Regions from separate parts of the Mus musculus genome. Here region 1 is linked to region 2. A link is a loop called in an ENCODE intact Hi-C map of the cell type or tissue named here. Cell type or tissue: heart. All regions are shown on one strand. Region 1 holds the start of Heatr6 (HEAT repeat containing 6). Region 2 holds the start of Pex12 (peroxisomal biogenesis factor 12).

Region 1 (5,000 bases), 450 kb after region 2:
TTAGATACTTTTCTGATAGTTAAAACTGCAATGAGAACTTTGTCAGTCTCCATTGTGTCACCAATGAATTGCTTCTAGATAGTAACCAGACTTTCTACTACTCAAAGCACATTCCAAAAGGTTGTAAAACCATTAACCAAAGGTCATAAAAAGGGAACTAATGATTTATTATAGATGCTAGGACAGAAGATAAAATATTGACTGGATTTATCTATACAAAACATCACTAATAACTTAGTTATGTTTTTTTAACTCTCAAAGAACTTGTGGAACTTTAACAGGTGATGAATCTTTAGTGGGATAATTACTCCTAATGGATATGCATGTAAACACTCTCTGTTGTAAACTTCAATTTATGATTTGAATTTGTGTAAACTTATGATGAACTTTTTACCATCTGATCATATATTCTGAAAGATATATTAGTGCTAAGGACAAAAAAGAAAACGAAGAACTGGGCTGGGGAGAACTTTTTAGACAGAACACTTTTTAGACAGATCTGAACAGAACTTTTTAGAATAGAACTGAGGATAATTCTTTTAGTCAGGACACAAGAGAACTTTTTAGACAGAATTGAACTCAAGAAGAACTTAGAAGTAAAGGCATATCATTGGGAGAAAAGGCATTGAGAGTAAGAGCATTGCTGTGACATCAGAGCAGGAAGAGAGAGCAAAATGAGGAGAATGCAGAGTGGAATAACTTAAAAACTATAGGTAACATAAAAATCTAAGAGAGCAATGTGCAGAATGCAGAGGGAAAGAGGGGAAAAAAGAAGCTGCATAGAGCAGAAGGAGCAGGCAGGCTTCTCCTTACCATGGAACAGAACAGGTCTTTTCTGAATAGCAAGGCAGGCTTATTCTTATAAAGGAACAAAGCTTTCTTCTTACAAACTTGGGTTTAACTCATTTAGCATTAAAAGGCTAGAAGCGTTTTCTTTCCCTATGCAATAAAGATTGGAGCTCTTTTTCCATGTAGAATCAGTGAGTTCTTTCTGAAACCTGTGCTTGGTCTTTTGCTCCAAATGCATATGTAAGTATAGACATGTGTGTGTAAGTATGTAATTGTGAGAATGTATGCAAGTTGGACACAACTGGTTTTAATGGAAGTGTATAAATGCACATATGTGATTCTGTGTATGAATTTACGTAAGTTTATGCATATTTGCTTATATAAAAGTTTTTCCTTCTGCAAGCATTATTCTCTTCTGGTTCAATAGAAGTTTATTGTTCAATAGCCTGACAAGCAAGAGGCATCTGAACAAAAGGGAAAAGGTTCTAGCAATTAATCCTTTACTTAATCTCCTGCTGTTTTAGGATGAGGTGCTAAGTGCCAGAGACTGCAGTTTCTGGCCTCAGGAACATAGAAGGCAGGTCAGCTACAGTAGCACAGTAACTTGGACTTACATAAGTGAACTTTTAATTATTATACTACAACCCTAAATATCTCACAAGACAAAAGTCGTACCCTCCGCCAGTGATCTTCCCCCCTCTGCTACCTCAAGGAGAACCAACAAGAAAGAAGACCCCACCGGGGCTGGCCCCCAGCACCAAAGTGTTCATGTTCAGAGTATTTATCTATCCAGCCCACCTGTAGTGCTTTCTGGCTTTCTGATGGTGCTATGGATTTCCAGCATCAAGATCTAATGTTTCTCATTGCACTCTGGGCAGTAGCCAGGTACCCAAAACAGCAGGTCTCGTGTATAATTTTTATATCTATTTCTCCAACAAAGAATTTTCTCAAAGGCCATCTTCCCTGATTACTGTTCATTTCTTCCTATAGCTTCTACCTGGAAAAAAAAATGTGTCTGTTTGGAGCTCTGTGACCAAGAAAACAGTTGAAAATGGAGGCCATGTATGGAGATTACAAGCAGCACAGTGGAGTGGGACAAGGAGTTGTTTCTTTTAATAAATCATTAATGTAAAAGTCTCAACACTTCTTGAGTTATTTTCTTGGAGGTTGTTATGGTTTGAATATGACACGTCTCCCTGGTCCATAGTTGATTGTACTGTTTGGGAAGAAGGGGCCATGCTGGAGGAGATAGGTCAACGGGGTATTTTGTCCTGGGCTTGACATGTTTCTTGTTGTTTCCTGGTTGCTTTAGGTGAGAAGCCTCAACCAAATACCCCTGCTGTCACGATCATTCTCCTTTACTACAAAGCAGCAGATTCAGTCAAGCATAGCCTTAAACCACCTAAAATAGTGCACCAAAAAATTAATAATAATAATAATAATAATAATAATAAATCCTCCTTCCTTTAAACTGTTCCTCTCAGTTATCTAATCCTAATCGTGAAAAAGCTACTAATGTCAATACGTTAAGTTTTTGTCTTAGTCAGGGTTTCTATTCCTGCACAAACATCATGACCAAGAAGCAAGTCAGGGAGGAAAGGATTTATTCAGGTTACAATTTCCACATTGCTGTTGATCGCCAAAGGATGTCAGGACAGGAACTCAAGCAGGTCAGGAAGCAGGAGCTGATGCAGAGGACATGGAGGGATGTTACTTACTGGCTTGCTTCTTCTGGCTTGCTCAGCCTGCTCTCTTATAGAACCAAGACTACCAGCCCAGAGATGGTCCCACCCACAAGGGGCCCTTCTCCCTTGATCACTAATTGAGAAAATGCTCCACAGCTGGATCTCATGGAGGCACTTACTTCCCCAACTGAAGCTCCTTTCTCTGTGATAACTCCAGCTTGTGTCCTATCAGAACATCAAGAGTAGAAGGAAGCCATATAGCTCACTTTTCTGTCACTGCCATGTAGAAGAGTGCTCTCCAACTCCAGCCAGAATCTGAAACTCTAGCAACGTCAGCCCTGCCCAAGAGCAAACTTTCTGAGAGGGTAAGGGGTGGTGGGTGGCCTTATTTCTGCTGCCTTTTACCTATCCTAATCACAGAACGACTTGCAACCTACAGTTCAAATGATGGCTTTCCGGAACTGGAGCACACACCCAGGCCCTGCCCCAAGCGGTGCCCCGGAAGTATTTCCCAGGCTTTCTCACGGAGGAAAAATGGCGGCGGTGCAGGTCGCCGCCTCTCTTCCTTGTGGGCAGCCGCGAGAGGCCCCGCGGGAACTGTCGCCGGAGCAGGACGATGGGTTCCGCCGCTTGTCTGCCAGGCTCCGCGCGCTGCAGCCGGATGACAGCACCGTGTCCCGCATGGAGATTCACCTGCTCTTCGACCAGCTCATCTCCGAGAACTACAGCGAGGGCGGCGGCGTGGCCCCCGAGGTAGGCGGCGCGCCTCATCCTGCCCGGACAACGGCTGGTTCCTCCCTCCGGCCCCTCCGGCTCTCACCCACGTCCCGGATGACTTAGTTCCAGGCTGGCTTTCTCCCTCGGTCCGTGCCATATCTCTCTGCCCTCCATCTGAAAGCTTGCAAGCCAGCATCTTTTCAAAGGCTTCTGCTCTGACGCCCTCAGCTGCCATCCCTGGTGAGCGACTCCGGGAATGTCGGAGCGAGGGTAGTCTTAGTTGATTTCGCTGATGTACGCACTGAAGCTCACAAGAGATCCAGCGTCACGGTTTGGGCAAATGGCAGAGCTAGATTGGAACCTAAATTTGTCGTAAGGCCTGTATTTTCTGTTTTGTTTCGGCACTAGCTCTCGTTTGCTTCCACTTCTCCTGTCAGGATCATCTCATTCATACACATCCGCTCTTGTATATCACTGATTCCCAGAACCCCTGAGCCAGTCCTACCTGCGAGCATCTCAAACTTGATAGCTCGTATAGATGAATACATTGTCTCCCATACTCCTAATCCCCTATTCATTCTACCCTACCCCACCCCAAATACACACAAGGCATGCACACTGCTTCTTTTCTTTACCCTGGAGCCTGTTGGATTAAAATTCTTCAGTCTGTCTCAAACATGTTTCTCAGTTCACACTCTTCTCTCCCTAGTCTCTCACTGATCTTCCTCTATTCTAGCCCCATTCCAGACTATTCTTTGCCAGAGTCTGCTATTGGAAAAACAAAAACAAAAAACAAACAAAACGCATACAAGTGTACGCATAATCAGAGATTTTCTATGTATATTGGCAAATGGCAGAAGCAAGCGGCCAAACAGTAAGAGAAAAATATGGGGCTTAAGGATGTAAAGGGGAAAAGAATCCCGAGCAGCTCACCACGGATAAGGGAGCAGAGTGGAACTAAGTGAAATTAAGGGAGCTTTTTATTTATATACTTGGCTATTTTGCACAACAACAACAACAAAATGTGTGCCTTTCCATTCTTCTCTCCTTGTTCTCCTCTTGGGTTCAGTCACTTGGCACTTGGTGCCTCGGGTTCAGGCACCTGAGGACATTGCGCATCTCTGAGAGTTCCCCCACTCCATCCCCTCCCCTTGTTCTTTGATTACTTGTCTGTCTGGCAAAGTTCTATTTGTTCTTCAGATCTTCTTTGTTATCTTTCTGTCTCCCTCTCGAGGAGACAAGTTCTCTGTGGTTCAGGGAAGTGTTTGGTTCATCTTTGGAGTCAAAAAAAAAAAAAAAAAAAATACCTAGCCTACTGCCTGACACGTACTATATGCCCAGAGCCTTTCTGTTCATTAAGCATCTGTAGATGGTGTAATCTGTGGATAGCATCCTCTCCTCTCTCTCTCTCTCTCTTTCTCTCCCTCTCTCTCTCTCTCTCTCTCTCTCTCTCTCTCTGTGTGTGTGTGTGTGTAAGTGTTATTTCTGATTTGCCCAATAGCATTGCATGCTTGGCTCATTTGGTATTTTTAGCTGTAGCTGTAGCATGTGCGTTTCTGTGTTGGCATTTATTTAATAGCACTGTATGGTAAAAAGCGCTTTTCCTTTCCTTTAGTCCTAACAAATTTTTGTTAACTTCATTCCTCCAGCCCCCACTTTCTGCCTCATCTTTGACTCGGATATTTTTTTTTTTCTCATTGAGTGTGGAACAGTCAGTGAGCTTTTCCGTTTGACTATGGGATTTGGGGATGTTCACTTGGCTAACAGGTGCATTTATCTTTGTTTTCCTTTTTTTTTTTAATAGGATGT
Region 2 (5,000 bases):
AACTCAGAAATCCGCCTGCCTCTGCCTCCCAAGTGCTGGGATTAAAGGTGTGTGCCACCACTGCCCGGCCCCCAAGCTGTTTTTAACAACAGAAACTTAGGTTTTGATTTGAGAAAGGCATCAGATACTTAACTTTAGAGAATTTTTAAATGGAAGATAGATAATCCATCCAGAAGAAGCAGTTTACCTAAAAAGTAACTTATCAACACTGGGATGCATACATGTTGAACTTGTGAGAGAATTAACACTCCACAAAGGTAATGTTGCATCCTTGGTAAGAAGTCTTTAGAATTAATTATATCGCTTTGCCTTGAATCTTTGCTCTGCCATCTTCTGGCTAGTGGTTCCCTCAACTGTTAAATGAAGCCACTGCATTTAATTCAGGTTGTGATGAGGCATAAGATAACACAAAGCAAATACCACGCATGGGGCTCTTACATACACCAAGCATGCACAAAGGTGTGCCTATTATGAGAGAGGTCACCAGGATGGTGGCCCATGCTTTATGGATGTGAGGAATAACTTCTGTGACTTAATAGCTAGGGTAGACCGGATGATTGGTACAAATTTTCAAATTTTGTTAATAAAGGGGTTTTAGGAATGGCCTTACCTTCTGACGGGCTCCTGCATTGCACTGGCTTCAACCAGTCTCTGTTTGATAGCTTGCATGTCCTGAGCTGTCAGTCGAGCTAACCGAACTCCAGCCAGTTTCAGCAGGGGAGAGTGATGCTCAGCTTTCCCCAAGATGTAACGCAGTTGTTGTGTAAGAAACCAGCCTTCCCAGGCCATGTTAACAAAAGGGTAGGCCGCCAGAAAGGCTCTGTAGAATCGTTTCCAGCGAGAAGAAGGGGGGTGAATAGAGTATTCGTCTTCTTCTCTCAAGCTAGAAGCCAGCTTCTCTAGCTTCACTTTCAGATAGGGAAGAAGGACAAGGAACATGGCAGATTTCCAGAGGTGTTCCTTGGGAAGACCAGCACTGGCCGGTCTCTGAAGATGCGGCGAGCTCCCTGCCACAATCCGCTTTAAGCCATAAAAGTGTTCAGAAAATGAGGCACTAGTTCTAGAAAGATAATGCTGCTGGAGCAGGAAGTCTAGCAGAGTGAAGATTTCATCAAACCACCGCCAGAGGAAGCCATAGTGCGCAGGATTTGATTCTGCAAGAACCTGATGCAAAAACATTTTATTACAGTCTTCAGTTTGTATTCACATCAGCCTTTTCCTTTTAAATTCAATACACCTGGCTTAAGTAATTGGCTTTTGGGGTATAGTCTGAGTTCCTGAGGTCATAGGAATGGAGTACAGAGCTCTTTGAATGGATGCCCATTAAGTCCTGGATACAAATGACACATGGCGATCATTGCAAACTTAGGGTTACTAGTAAAATGTTTGGAGTTTTATCCAGTCGTCCCTGAAACGATTCAGAGAAGTAATACCTTACCTTGACCACATGCTGAAGAGCGGGTCTCACTGCTGTCATTAAACTGTCCTGTGCTACCACCTCAAAGATGGATGGCTGGTCGTCCGCCACTGAAGCAGTTGTGATGTGAGCCCCATACTCAGCCATTGTGTCTTGTGTGAACTGGGATTCACTTTTCCCACGAACACTCTAGTGAGCATGAACTTGTTTTTGTATCAAACGGGTGCTGAGTCTTAGTCCTTCTGCATGGCACCTGAAACTAAAAATTGAATTTTACAGGAGTGAAAAATCAACGGGGGTGGGTGGGGGGAGCTTATATGGAGGCGGAGGAGAGGGAGTCTCAAAGTAAGGACTGTTAACTCCGGAGCTGGGGACGTGGCACGTGGGGTCTGGGGAATGACTTGTCAAATGCTGCACCTCACAGGGCAGAGCGTGACTCGGAGGCGGGGAGTGGGCCAAGAAACGTGTCGCTCGAACCGCAGTCCGGGAGCTGCGAGGCCCGGCTCCGGCGGCTGCCTGAGAAGCGCCCGTCCTTGCTTGCTGACCTCGGGCACGGAGCAGAGGACCCGTGACGCCACCTGCGAAAGGAGGTCTCGGCTTTGTGACCGAAACCGTACCCGGAAACAGAAGCTCCGAGGACCTCCACACGGCGGGCGGAAGACAGGCGCTCTAGCATCGAATGTAGCCCTGAGCCGGAACTCGGGAACTCTATGACCAACTGGGACTTCCGTTTCCGCCCCCCTGACGACGAGGCGACGGGTTAGTGCAGTGAGTGCATTCTGTTCCTGGTTAGCTCTGAGCGAAGCTTCCTGGAGGGCGGTACTCGAGCCTCTGTGCCGAGCTGGGGTCCCTGCCTGACGCCGGTTGCCATGGGAGATCAAGCCAGGTCCTTTCTGCCAGGTGGTGCTTAGCTCAAAGTCGGCCACCTTCCCGAGTGTTAGTCAGTTATCAGCAAGTTTTACTAAAATGACAAAAGATTCATTCTTGCCTACCAGAATTTAGGACGGCTACTTTTTTACTTACTTACAGACAGCTTAACTTGTCATCCATGTGTAAAATTAAGTTATAGCTCTAGGCACATTCTGCTAGATGAAATTGATTCCTGCCCTCCAGCTCAGTAGGTATTAGCAGTATTAGCAGCGCAGGGATCGTTATGATTCTCGAACTGAATAGTAGCATTCAGCTCTAGAGGACCTTAGGGTATAAAAGTGGGCAATTGGTTTGTATAATGAGAACCTTATAAAGGGATTGGTTTTAGTTTCAATTTAAATTTTGAAGTTTTTTTATAGTTCTAAAGTATGATCCATACTTCACTAAAGTCACTGTCAGAAGTGCAATTGTTGAATTTCTAAAAAGTATTAAAGATTTTTGTTTTAAATAATGTTTGTTTCAGCTTAAAAGTTTTTTTGATTTTTGGTTTTTTTTTTCGAGACAGGGTTTCTCTGTGTAGCCCTTGGCTGATCTGGAACTCACTCTGTAGACCAGGCTGATCTCGAACTCAGAAATCCGCCTGCCTCTGCCTCCCGAGTGCTGGGATTAAAGGCATGCGCCACCAACGCCCGGCTTCAGCTTAAGAGTCTTAAGGTTTATGTACATATCCTTGGCTAGCATTCAAGTTGGCTTTCGTGCTCAGCCTTGAGTTTTAAGGACCCGAGAACTACATAAAGCATCTGGTAAATATCGCATGCTAACCAATGGGGTCTTAATTTTAAAAAGATTTTTAGGTTGTACTAGTATTTGCTGGCACATATATGTATGTGCCACATGCAGCCTGGTAACTGCAAAGGTCAAAAAAGTATGTTTGATTCTCTGGAACTGGAGTTACAGACCATGTGTGTGCTGGGAACCAAAGTCAGGTCCTCTGCGAGAGCAACCAGTGCTGTTAACCACTGAGCCATCTCTCCAGCCCACCAAGCCACCTCTCCAGCCCACTGAGCCACCTCTCCAGCCCACTGAGCCATCTCTCCAGCCCACTGAGCCACCTCTCCAGCCCACTGAGCCACCTCTCCAGCCCACTGAGCCATCTCTCCAGCCCACTGAGCATCTCTCTAGCTGTTTATGCTTTTAAGTGAATAGCAAAAACACACAGCTAAGAAATAGCTAAAACAGGTAGAAAATGAAACATTTGCATCAATTAAGGTTTTTAGTTGCAAAGAACAGAAGCAGGCTATTTTAAAACAAAAGGAACTTAAACTCTAGGTGGGAAGGCTGGAGAGATGATGGGCAGGTGAGAGCACTTGTTGCTCTTGCAGAGGGCCTGAGTTCAGTTTTCAGCACCCACATTCAGAGGCTCACAATTAACTGTAAGCCCAGCTCCAGGGATACAGTGCTCTCTCTGGTCTCCTGAGGTACCGACACATACTTGTACAGATGCAACGTTTAAATGGAGTAGCTCACAAAACAAGATAGCTCAAAAAGAACAGGACTATATAACTCCCTTAGCGTTCTCTCTAGCAGGAATTAGTAACGTTTCATCCAAGTAACCTTGTTACAGTGAACAAGTGTCAAGTGCTCATTGTGTCCACGGTCAGATTCTTCTGACAGAAGGTGCTGGCATATATATGTAACCCCAGCGCCTGAGGCAGTGGGCTACCTGGCAGTGAGGAAAGGGGGAAAGAGGTGAAAGGGGGAGGAAGGGGGAAAACACCCATTTGAGCAATCTTGGTTTAAAGTTGATCAATCATGGTTAGCCAGAGGGTCAAGATTTCCTGATTAATGGACCCACAAGACTACTCTATAAAAAGGAAACTGTATTCCATGAGAAAAGGAAAAAGTTAAAAATAGTATGTCCTGGTTGGTTATATAACTCAGTGGTAGGACGTGTGTGAAGCCCTAGGATCCTTTCCCAGTTCTGGAAAGAAAAATAGTGTCAGTTTTTATTTCAATTTGGTAATGTGCCAGTTTTTAGTTACCAAATAATGCATTAAAAACCCCAGTCTCAAATGTGTAGTCTAATAGAAGGCACATGATTAACCTTTCTATTAGAAGGCATTAAAGGCTAAGCCTGACCATCAGGTTTGGAGATCTTAAGTATATATTAAATGTAAGTTACATAGGAAATTATTTAATAGATGCTCAGTAAATAAATGTAATTGGGTTAAGTCATCTGTTTTGTTTTTCAAAGACAGTTTTCTGTGTAGCCCGGGCTGTCCAGGAATTCACATTGTAGACCAGGCTGGCCTTGAACTCACAAAGATCAACTTACCTCTGCCTCTTGATTGCTGAGGTTAAAGGCTTGTGCCACCACACCCAGTTGCCTTGAGTTTTTTGTTTTTAATATATAAAGATTTATTTTTTTTTTTTAATGTACACAAGTACACTGTAGCTGCCTTCAGACACCAGAAGAGGGCATCAGATCCCATTACAGATGGTTGTGACCCATCATGGGATTGCCTGGGAATTGAACTCAAGACCTCTGGAAGAGCAGCCAGTGCTCTTAAACACTGAGTCATCTCTCCAGTCCTACCATGAGTTTTTTAAGTTTCAAATCTGGCGGCTGGAGAGATGGTTCAGTGGTTAAGATCACTAGCTGCTCTTTCAAAGGACCTGGATTTTGTTACCAGCTCCCGCATAGCAGCTCACA

What was found. A loop is a pair of places that touch in the nucleus more often than their neighbours do. Peaks named below come from ENCODE experiments on the same cell type or tissue, not always from the same donor. Only the 100,000 strongest peaks of a DNase experiment are listed, where the experiment ranks them.
Region 1: it touches region 2 in a loop (3-fold over the local background); 1 of 42 quality-filtered maps calls a loop at or near these places.

What each region holds. Positions count from the first base shown.
Region 1 is chr11:83,750,715-83,755,714 of GRCm38, forward strand. It overlaps Wfdc21 (WAP four-disulfide core domain 21), which reads left to right. Exons shown (of 3, transcript NM_183249.2): 3 at 1,780-1,932. It overlaps Heatr6 (HEAT repeat containing 6), which reads left to right and starts at 2,923. Exons shown (of 20, transcript NM_145432.3): 1 at 2,923-3,227; 2 at 4,996-5,000. The coding sequence starts at 3,009. In heart, no CTCF peak of the experiment used is centred here; a DNase peak (open chromatin) is centred at 3,017; H3K4me3 peaks cover 1,609 bases; H3K27ac peaks cover 1,262 bases; H3K27me3 peaks cover 1,300 bases.
Region 2 is chr11:83,296,878-83,301,877 of GRCm38, forward strand. It overlaps Pex12 (peroxisomal biogenesis factor 12), which reads right to left and starts at 2,100. Exons shown (of 4, transcript NM_001364762.1): 1 at 1,835-2,100; 2 at 1,439-1,676; 3 at 611-1,164. The coding sequence starts at 1,564. It also overlaps a transcript of Ap2b1 not described here. In heart, CTCF peaks have their summits at 2,091 and 4,760 (motif pointing right); DNase peaks (open chromatin) are centred at 1,514 and 2,114; H3K4me3 peaks cover 2,269 bases; H3K27ac peaks cover 1,993 bases.